Regions from separate parts of the Homo sapiens genome. Here region 1 is linked to region 2. A link is a loop called in an ENCODE intact Hi-C map of the cell type or tissue named here. Cell type or tissue: gastrocnemius medialis. All regions are shown on one strand. Each heading gives the region's core, and the rest is flanking DNA. Links, peaks and the distances in the headings are about the cores only. Region 1 has its middle 22 kb from the start of LINC02635. Region 2 overlaps PARD3 (par-3 family cell polarity regulator).

Region 1 (4,399 bases), core at 181-4,180, 230 kb before region 2:
TTTTAAACCAATACCATGGAAATTGAATATCTAAGAGCAAACTTGGTTTTAAAAAAAATAAACATAGTCCAGATGCGGTGGCTCACACTTGTAATCCCAGCACTTTGGTAGGCCGAGGTGGACAAATGACCTGAGGTCAGGAGCTCAAGACCAGCCTGGCCAACGTGGTGAGACCCCCATCTCTACTAAAAAAAAAACAAAAAATTAGCCCGGTGTGGTGGCGCATGCCTGTAATCCCAGCCGCTCAGGAAGCTGAGGCAGGAGAATCTCTTGAACCTGGGAGGCGGAGTTTGCAGGGAGCCGAGATTGTGCCACTGCACTCCAGCCTTAGCTGGAACAAGAACGAAACTCTGTCTCAAAAAAAAGATAGATAAACATAAGACAAAAACCGAGAGAAAATACTTCTAGATACTTCTAGTGGAAATAAAATTTGGAGAGGTTCAGGAAGGCCTCTACTTAACTGAGAATGCTCTTCCCTCCTCTTGCCTCCGGGATCACCCTGCTCAGCACTGCGCGCACCTAGTCTATTTCCATGTGCAGGGCTAAATCAGGCATTGTCCTTGTGCTTTTGATGTCGTGGTGGACAGGATGGCTCAGGGGTCTCAGGACTGAGCAAATGGCTAAGGGTGGAGGAAGTACTCAAATGACTGATAAGACCAGCTAGAAAAAGTTAGCAAGGGATATAATTAATGAGGTTTTGGGTATTTGTCCCCAGAAATCTAGTCCAAAGGGCATACTTAGCGTTTAATGAGTGAATTAAAGTTGAAACATAAAACTGCGTATTAGGCTGGGCACATTGGCTCAACAAATCTGTAATTCCAGCACTTTGGGAGGCCAAGGCAGGAGGATTGCTTGAGCCCAGGAATTTGAGGCCAGTCTGGGCAAGAGCAAGACCCTGTCCTATTAAAAGAAAAAAAAAATTTAAGTAGCTGGATGTGGTGGTGTGTGCCTGTAGTCCCATCTACTGGGGAGGCTGAAGTAGGAGAATCACTTGAGCCCCGGAGATCAAGGCTGCAGTGAGCTAGGATCACACCACTGCATTCTAGCCTGGGCGTTGGAGCAAGACCCTGCCTCAAAAAAATAAAAATCAATTAAAAATCAACAAAAATTAAAAGTAAAAACGCATATTATACCAATAATTAATGTGACTCATGCATGAAATTCACACATAATGTGTATAATGGTAATGTTACCGGAAAGGGGTCCCAATCCAGACCCCAAGCGAGGGTTCCTGGATCCAGCACAAGAAAGAACTCAGGGCAAGTCCATAGAGTAAAGTGAAAGCAAGTGTATTAAGAACGTAAAGGAATAAAAGAATGGCTACTCCATAGGCAGAGCAGCACCAAGGGCTGCTGGTTGCCGTTTTTTTTTTTTTTTTTTTTGAGATGGAGTCTCGCTCTTTTGCCCAGGCTGGAGTGCAGTGGCACAATCTCAGCTCACTGCAACCTCCCAAGTTCAAGTGATTCTCCTGTCTCAGTCTCCCAAGTAGCTGGGATTACAGGCGCCCACCACCACACCTGGCTAAATTTTGTATTTTTAGTAGAGATGGGGTTTCACCATGTTGGCCAGGCTGGTCTTGAACTCCTGACCTCAAGTGATCTGCCCGCCTCAGCCTCCCAAAGTGCTGTGATTACAGCACAGTAAGCCACCACGCCCAGCTGGTTGATCTGCCCGCCTTGGCCTCCCAGAGTGCTGGGATTACAGCGTGGTAAGCCACCGATCCCAGCTGGTTGCCTATTTTTATAGTCATTTCTTGATCATATGCTAAACAAGTGGTGGATTATTCATGAGTTTTCCAGGAAAGGGGTGGGCAATTCCCGGAACTGAGGGTTCCTCCCCTTTTTAGACCATATAAGGTAACTTCCTGACATTGCCATGGCATTTGTAAACTGTCGTGGCACTGGTGGGAGTGTCTTTTTAGCATGCCAATGCATTATAATTAGCATATACTGAGCAGTGAGGACAACCAGAGGTCACTTTCGTTGCCCTCTTGGTTTTGGTGGGTTTTGGCCGGCTTCTTTACCACAGCCTGTTTTATAGCAAGGTCTTTGTGACCCGTATCTTGTGCTGACCTATCTCATGTTGTGACTTAGAATGCCTACCCTCCTGAGAATGCAGTTCCTAAAATAGGTCTCAGCCTTATTTTACCCAGCCCCTGCTCAAGATGGAGTTGCTCTGGTTCAAACGCCTCTGACAGTAATAAATACAATTTTCCGATCCATAGGTGAAAATCATTTGGCAAATTAATAATAATGATAATCAGCTGGGGAAGGGGCAGAAGCAAATAAATTAATTAATTAAATAATGATTCAGCTGTAGATAACCAACACATAAATCCACACAGACTCTTAGAATTTGGCATAGTTTATTTGTATTTGTGAAAATCATAGCTAAAGCTGTATAAGTACATAAAGGTTCACTTTATCATTTGAAGAATTGTCCTATTATGTTTTTGGTTTTTTTTGAGACAGCGTCTCGCTCTGTCACCCAGGCTGGAGTGCAGTGGCATGATCTCGGCTCACTGCAACCTCCGCCTCCCTGGTTCAAGTGATTCTCCTGCCTAAGCCTCCTGAGTAGCTGGGATTACAGATGTCTGTCACCATGCCTGGCTAATTTTTTGTATTTTCAGTAGAGACAGGGGTTTCACCATGTTGGCCAGGCTGGTCTCGAACTCCTGACTTCGGGTGATCCTCCAGGCTCAGCCTCCCAAAGTGCTGGAATTACAGGTGTGAGCCACAGCACCGGCCTTATTATGTTATATTTTACTCTCAAAAAATAAGACTATAGTCTTTTGAATAAAAAAACACTTCAGAAAAGTATTTCTTTCCTCTTTGAATAGATCATATCTGACTGTGTGCTTTTAATGTATTTCAGTATTATTGCCATGTGAAGTTAGATCTGAATAAAAAAGAACTGTCATTCCCCAAGATATAATATACAAGATAGAAAATTACTGTCTTTCTGCCTTTATACTGACAGACAATTACTAAATGAAAGGTCTGGGATTTAGATTTTACTTCATTTTCTGCAGTTGTCATGAAAAGCAAACGTCTATTTTCATTTTGGAAATAGGATACATTTAAAAAATCAGATTAAAAGATGCATATGGTTGAAACCGTGTGTAGCTTCAAACACTGGAGAATATTCTTAATGTAATGTTTTATTCTTCCTCATTATTAGCTTCCATTATCAGATATGAATGAAAGGAAAGGAAAATTTCTGAAAATTACTTTTTCAGAAATGATGTTGCCAGGCGCAGTGGTTCATGCCTGTAATCCCAGCATTTTGAGAGGCTGAGGCAGGCAGATCACTTAAGACCAAGAGTTTGAGACCAGCCCGGGCACTATAACAAGACCTTGCCTCTACTAAAAAATAAAAGAATTAGCTGGGCATGGTGGTGTGTGCCTGTAGTTCCGGCTACTTGGGAGGCTGAGGTGGGAGGATCGTTTGAGCCCAGGAGGTGGAGGCTACAGTGAGCCATTATTACACAACTGCACTCCAGCCTGGGCAACAGAGCAAGACCCTGTCTCCAACAAACAAGCAAACAAACAAACATAGTCAATGCTACATGAAAAAATTCGGACACTCTTGGTCATCTAAATTAATGGCAATTCCATTTTTCCACTTGCTCAGGTAAAAAACTTTGGAATCATTCTTTTTTTTTTTTGAGGCAGAGTCTCATTCTGTTGCCCAGGCTGGAGTGCAATGGTGTGATCTCATCTCACTGCAACCTCTGCCTCCCGGGTTCAAGCTGTTCTCATATCTCAGCCTCCTGAGTAGCTGGGATTACAGGCGCCTGCCACCACGCCCGGCTATTCTCATGTCTCAGCCTCCTGAGTAGCTGGGATTACAGGCACCTGCCACCGTGCTCTGCTAATATTTGTATTTTTAGCAGAGATGGGGTTTCTCCATGTTGGTCAGGTTGGTCTCAAACACGTCGGCCTCCCAAAGTGCTGGGATTACAGGCGTGAGCCACCACGCCCGGCCTTGGAATCATTTTTTTTTTTTTGAGATGGTTGTCACCCAGGCTGGAGTGCAGTGGCACAATCTCTGCTCACTGCAAGCTCCGCCTTCTGGGTTCACGCCATTCTCCTGCCTCAGCCTCCCAAGTAGCTGGGACTACAGGCACCCGCCACTACACCCGGCTAATTTTTTTTGTATTTTTAGTAGAGATGGGGTTTCACTGTGTTAGCCAGGATGGTCACGATCTCCTGACCTTGTGATCCACCCGCCTAGGCCTCCCAAAGTGCTGGCATTACAGGCGTGAGCCACTGAGCCCGGCTGGAATCATTCTTAACTCCTTCCTTTATTGTGAGATAAAGACATCCTACATCCAAATCCACCAGGAAGTGCTTTTGGCTCAACCTTTGGAGTAGATCCAGAATCTAACACCATTCAC
Region 2 (4,399 bases), core at 305-4,304:
CGGCTAATTTTTTGTGTTTTTAATAGAGACACAGTTTCATCATGTTGACCACGCTGGTCTTGAACTCCTTAACTTAGGTGATTCACCCACCTCCCAAAGTGCTGGGGTTACAGGCATGAGCCATCGTGCCTGGCCAAAGCTTTTGTTTTAGTAAAACATGAACTCGATTTGTTCTAAGTATAAAAGTAGTTATAGCCAAGAGCTTTAGGAAGTTATATGGCATCTGTTGATGGTTAAAAGACATGTTAGGCAGAAATCCTTGTGGTGCTAATTGATTACCTTTACACTCCCTTAAGTCTGGAAAGAACTTTAACCAAATGGCATTCTAAAGACATGTATGCTTAGATACTGCAGTTATCTGTTACATGACTGAGAACGTGGGATTAAAAAAACAACAACACACAAACGCATTCACTCAAGACAGTAGAACTAGTCCACAGCAAGCAAATAATGTTTTAGGTGTAGTAAAGTATCTGCCTTTTTGCAAAGTAACTTTTGTTGTTCAGTTGCAGTCCTGGTGTTAGCTACCCAAGCTGGCTGGACATTGTGTCATCTGAGTTTCTTTCTAATTCACTTGTTCTTGGTTGGAGTGTTGTGTAGTTAGTAAAGCTCGCAGGTGTTTCTGATACAGCCAGGATTGAGAACCACCATGTATTCCCTCATTCCCTTTTGAGATAGATTGACACTAGATATTGTGCCCCCCCAAGGGTAGATTTTTACGATGAATAACACTACTCCTCACAGTTGAGGAAGTAGGGACTGTTGTGAAAATCCTGGCTTATCAGAATGGCAACGAATACTTAGCAGTGACTGAATGCCTTGAGCTATTCGGAGAGCTTGAAAAGTTTTGACTGGGCTGGGCGTGGTGGCTCACACCTGGAATCTTAGCACTTTGGGAGGCCGAGACAGGTGGATCACCTAGAGGCCAGGAGTTCAAGACCACCTTGGTCCAACATGGTGAAACCCCATCTCTACTAAAAATACAAAAATTAGCCAGGCGTAGTGGCAGGCATCTGTAACCCCAGCTACTCAGGAGGCTGAGGCAGGAGAATCGCTTGAACCTGGGAGTTGGAGCATGCAGTGAGCTGAGATCACGCCACTGCACTCCAGCCTGGGCGACAGAGTGAGACTCCGTCTCTCTCTCTCTCTCTCTCTGTCACACACACACACACACACACACACACACACACACACACACACACAAAGTTTTGACTCATTCAATCCTTTTAACAATTCTATGAGTAAGGGACTCTTGTTACTCACATTTCTCAGATGAGGGAAACGGGCAGAGAGAGGTTAAGTCATTTGCTCCAGCTATGTCCAGTCTTCACTGTTAATTCCTAGGCTCCATTGCTTGTACTGAATGAGCTGATGCTTCCTTCATATTTGTAACTAATCAGCTCACTGAGCGGATTTTAGAAGCTCTAGCATTTCTACTGCTCCAGCATTTGCTCCGCAGTTACGTTGTTGTCACTTGGGCTACAGCATCCAGTAGACTGATGTTCAGGGCTCTCCTGCAGACTGCTGCTGCCCGTGGTAGCACAGCCCAGCTGACTTGACCTATCCCCAGAGCTCTTCTTCACCTCTACACCCCTGCCTTTGTCCTGAGTTAATAATATAACATAACAGTAAAAACAAAAATATTTTGTGGTCAGTTTTCTAGTTACTGGGTTTAATGACAACTAGCCAGTTTAGCTTATATATATTCACTATAGTATTTCCTTTAGTTCTATGTGCTATGTTTACTGTGATCATAGTAAAATTATTTTAAATACTTGATTGGGATTAGAACAGGGCAGCCTCTTATATATAACTTAATTTTTTTACTAGCAAGTTTAGAAATTTACCAGCAAGTTTATAATTTTTTCTAGCCAATGTATGAGCTTATAAACAAAACAAAAAACTCTTTAGTTATGTAAGAGAACTGAAGGGAAATTACAGTGCTATCTTCACCACTGCAAGAGGGTAGGTGCTTGTATAAGCTTTTAAAAATGGGCATGACTTGCAAGGCTATTTTAGTTGCATGGAGAAAGCCATAGATCACAATGCAGTTTCCAACCATACTGCATTGACTTAAAAAAAAATACCCTGAGAGATAAATAATTAAACAATATGGGATGCATTTCATAGAATCTTCAGGATTACATGCTTATTTTCTCACGAACACTGAGTTTATTTGAATTTTGGATTATGTATATACTGTCCCTGTGCTCCATACGAAGTTTCCATTAAGAATGTGTTCTTGCTTTAATGATGTGCACTCCTGTTTCCCTCTGCAGTGAACAGGAATTACCAAGCTTGTGCTCGTTGAGTGCTCTCTGCTGGTGGCTTTGGGTTTTAATATCAGTAACAGATCCACCAGTGAAGTGTAGACGAGAACTCAAACTGGAAAGTGAAAGGAGCCCAGCTCCCAGCCTGCGGCACCCTTCCACTGTGAGCCCAGAGTGCGATTACAGATGTCCCCTAAAGAAGTGCCCCCATCCCTGGTCCTGCATCCCTGCGGTGTGCTCAAGCCTGCAGTTCCTCCGCTGCATCGCCGTGATCAATACTTGAGCATATTTTAAAACACAGTGTACTAGAATGATGCCAGATTTATGAAGTGATTGAGCTTTTTCCCTAGGCGGGGAACAAGCTGTGGAAAATGGGAAGTTTAAAAGTCTTCTGACATCATAAAGCTGAGATTAATTACTATGATCTGATTGATATCTAATACATTTTGGTTTTTCAAACAGAGTTTGAAATAATTGGTGATATGAGCTCAAAGAAGTTTATGATCTTATCAGAGGTGACCTTAAAATTTGGGGAGTCAGAAACAGAAGTCAAAGGCACTATGCTTCTTTAAGGAAAAAAGCAATCAGAAATGCATAATAAACATAGTGACTTTGCTTCTGTGTGTCTCTCTGGCTGTTTCAGCCATCATTGGTGGCCTTTTTCTCGTATGATTTTACTGGATACATGTAAATCAAAGGCATCCTCTAACCTTTCAAGTCAATATATGATTTCTTTTTTGTCCCCCAGACAGAGCCTCGCTCTGTTGCCCAGGCCTCCTAGGTTCTCCTGCCGCAGCCTCCCAAGTAGCTGGGATTACAGGCATGTGCCACCATGCTTGGCTAATTTTTATATTTTTAGTAGAGACAGGGTTCTTGCCGTGTTGGCCAGGCTGGTCTTGAACTCCTGAGCTCAGGTGATCTCCCACCTCAGCCTCCCAAAGTGCTGGAATTATAGGTGTAAGCCACCGTGCCTGGCCAATATATATATTTTTGTAAAAATATGCTTTCATTAGGGAAAATTTCAAATATACTACAATTGTTAAGAGAATAACATACCTCCATGTACCTGTCACCCAACTTCAGCAATTCACATTTTTGGCCAATCTTGTTTCTTCTGTACCCTCGCACTATTTCCATTCCATCATTTTGAAATAAATCTTAGATATCAGATAGTTACACTGGTAAATATTTCATCATGTTCAATATATGTATTTGTCAAAAAGGAATATTAAACTAATATCCTGCCTTCTGCCTCACTTTCTAAAGAAGATACTGTGTTTTGAAAGGTGGCTTACAAAATGCTTTGTGATATTCTAAATGCTGAGGCAAAATATATGAAGTTAAATGTTTTTGAGATGAAGGCTGTCAACAGCTTTCGGAGCATAGGCAAGAAGATTGTGGGGCAAGTGTGCGCAGGAAGTGTGAGGCCCAAAGTGTCCTGCCCTGGAGAGTGAGACGGAACATCCCCAGGGAGTACCGTGCTGAACATCAAGCCTGATCTTACCCTGCTGTCACAGGAGATTAAGTGGCCAGGCTGGTTCTTCAGTCCTCATTTCTCAAAACACATACATGGATGTTTTCTATGATTATAGTTTATAGTGACCTTGTGCAGAAGCATTGAGCCAGTTTATTATTAAAACTTGGACTAGGTAAACTATAATTTGATTTCTGTACAGGCGATAACCACTGGAGATAGCAAGAGTGAATGACAGTGTGGTGACGGGCAAATCTTATTTGTTACTGTTTAGACAATCTATATATACATAGATAAACAGTCTATATATATACATAAAACAACAGTATATATATAAAAATATATAAATATATGTCTCAAAAATATATATTTTGAGACAGGATCTCACTTTATCACAAGGCTGGAGTGCAGTGGCACCATCATGTCTCACTGCAGCCTTGAACTCCCTGGGCTCAGGTGGTCCTCCTACCTTAGCCTCTGGAGTAGCTGGGACTACAGGCACGTGGCGCCATGCCTGGCTAATTTTTGTGTTTTTTATTATTATATTTTTTTAGAGATGGGATCTCACCATGTTGCCCAGGCTGGTCTTGAACTCCTGGACTCAAGCGATCTGCCTGGTTTGGCCTCCCAAAGCTCTAGGATTACAGGCGTGAGC

What was found. A loop is a pair of places that touch in the nucleus more often than their neighbours do. Peaks named below come from ENCODE experiments on the same cell type or tissue, not always from the same donor. Only the 100,000 strongest peaks of a DNase experiment are listed, where the experiment ranks them.
Region 1: a loop joins it to region 2, with 3 times the contacts of the local background. A loop is called at or near these places in 22 of 110 quality-filtered maps.

What each region holds. Positions count from the first base shown.
Region 1 is chr10:34,949,098-34,953,496 of GRCh38, reverse strand. No RefSeq gene overlaps it. Among named protein-coding and RNA genes, the nearest start is that of LINC02635, 22 kb to the left of the region's middle. In gastrocnemius medialis, for the core only: no CTCF peak of the experiment used is centred there; a DNase peak (open chromatin) is centred at 1,770.
Region 2 is chr10:34,721,910-34,726,308 of GRCh38, reverse strand. All of the region lies in intron 1 of PARD3 (par-3 family cell polarity regulator), which reads left to right. Among named protein-coding and RNA genes, the nearest start is that of PARD3, 91 kb to the left of the region's middle. In gastrocnemius medialis, for the core only: a CTCF peak has its summit at 2,324 (motif pointing left); no DNase peak of the experiment used is centred there; H3K27ac peaks cover 308 bases.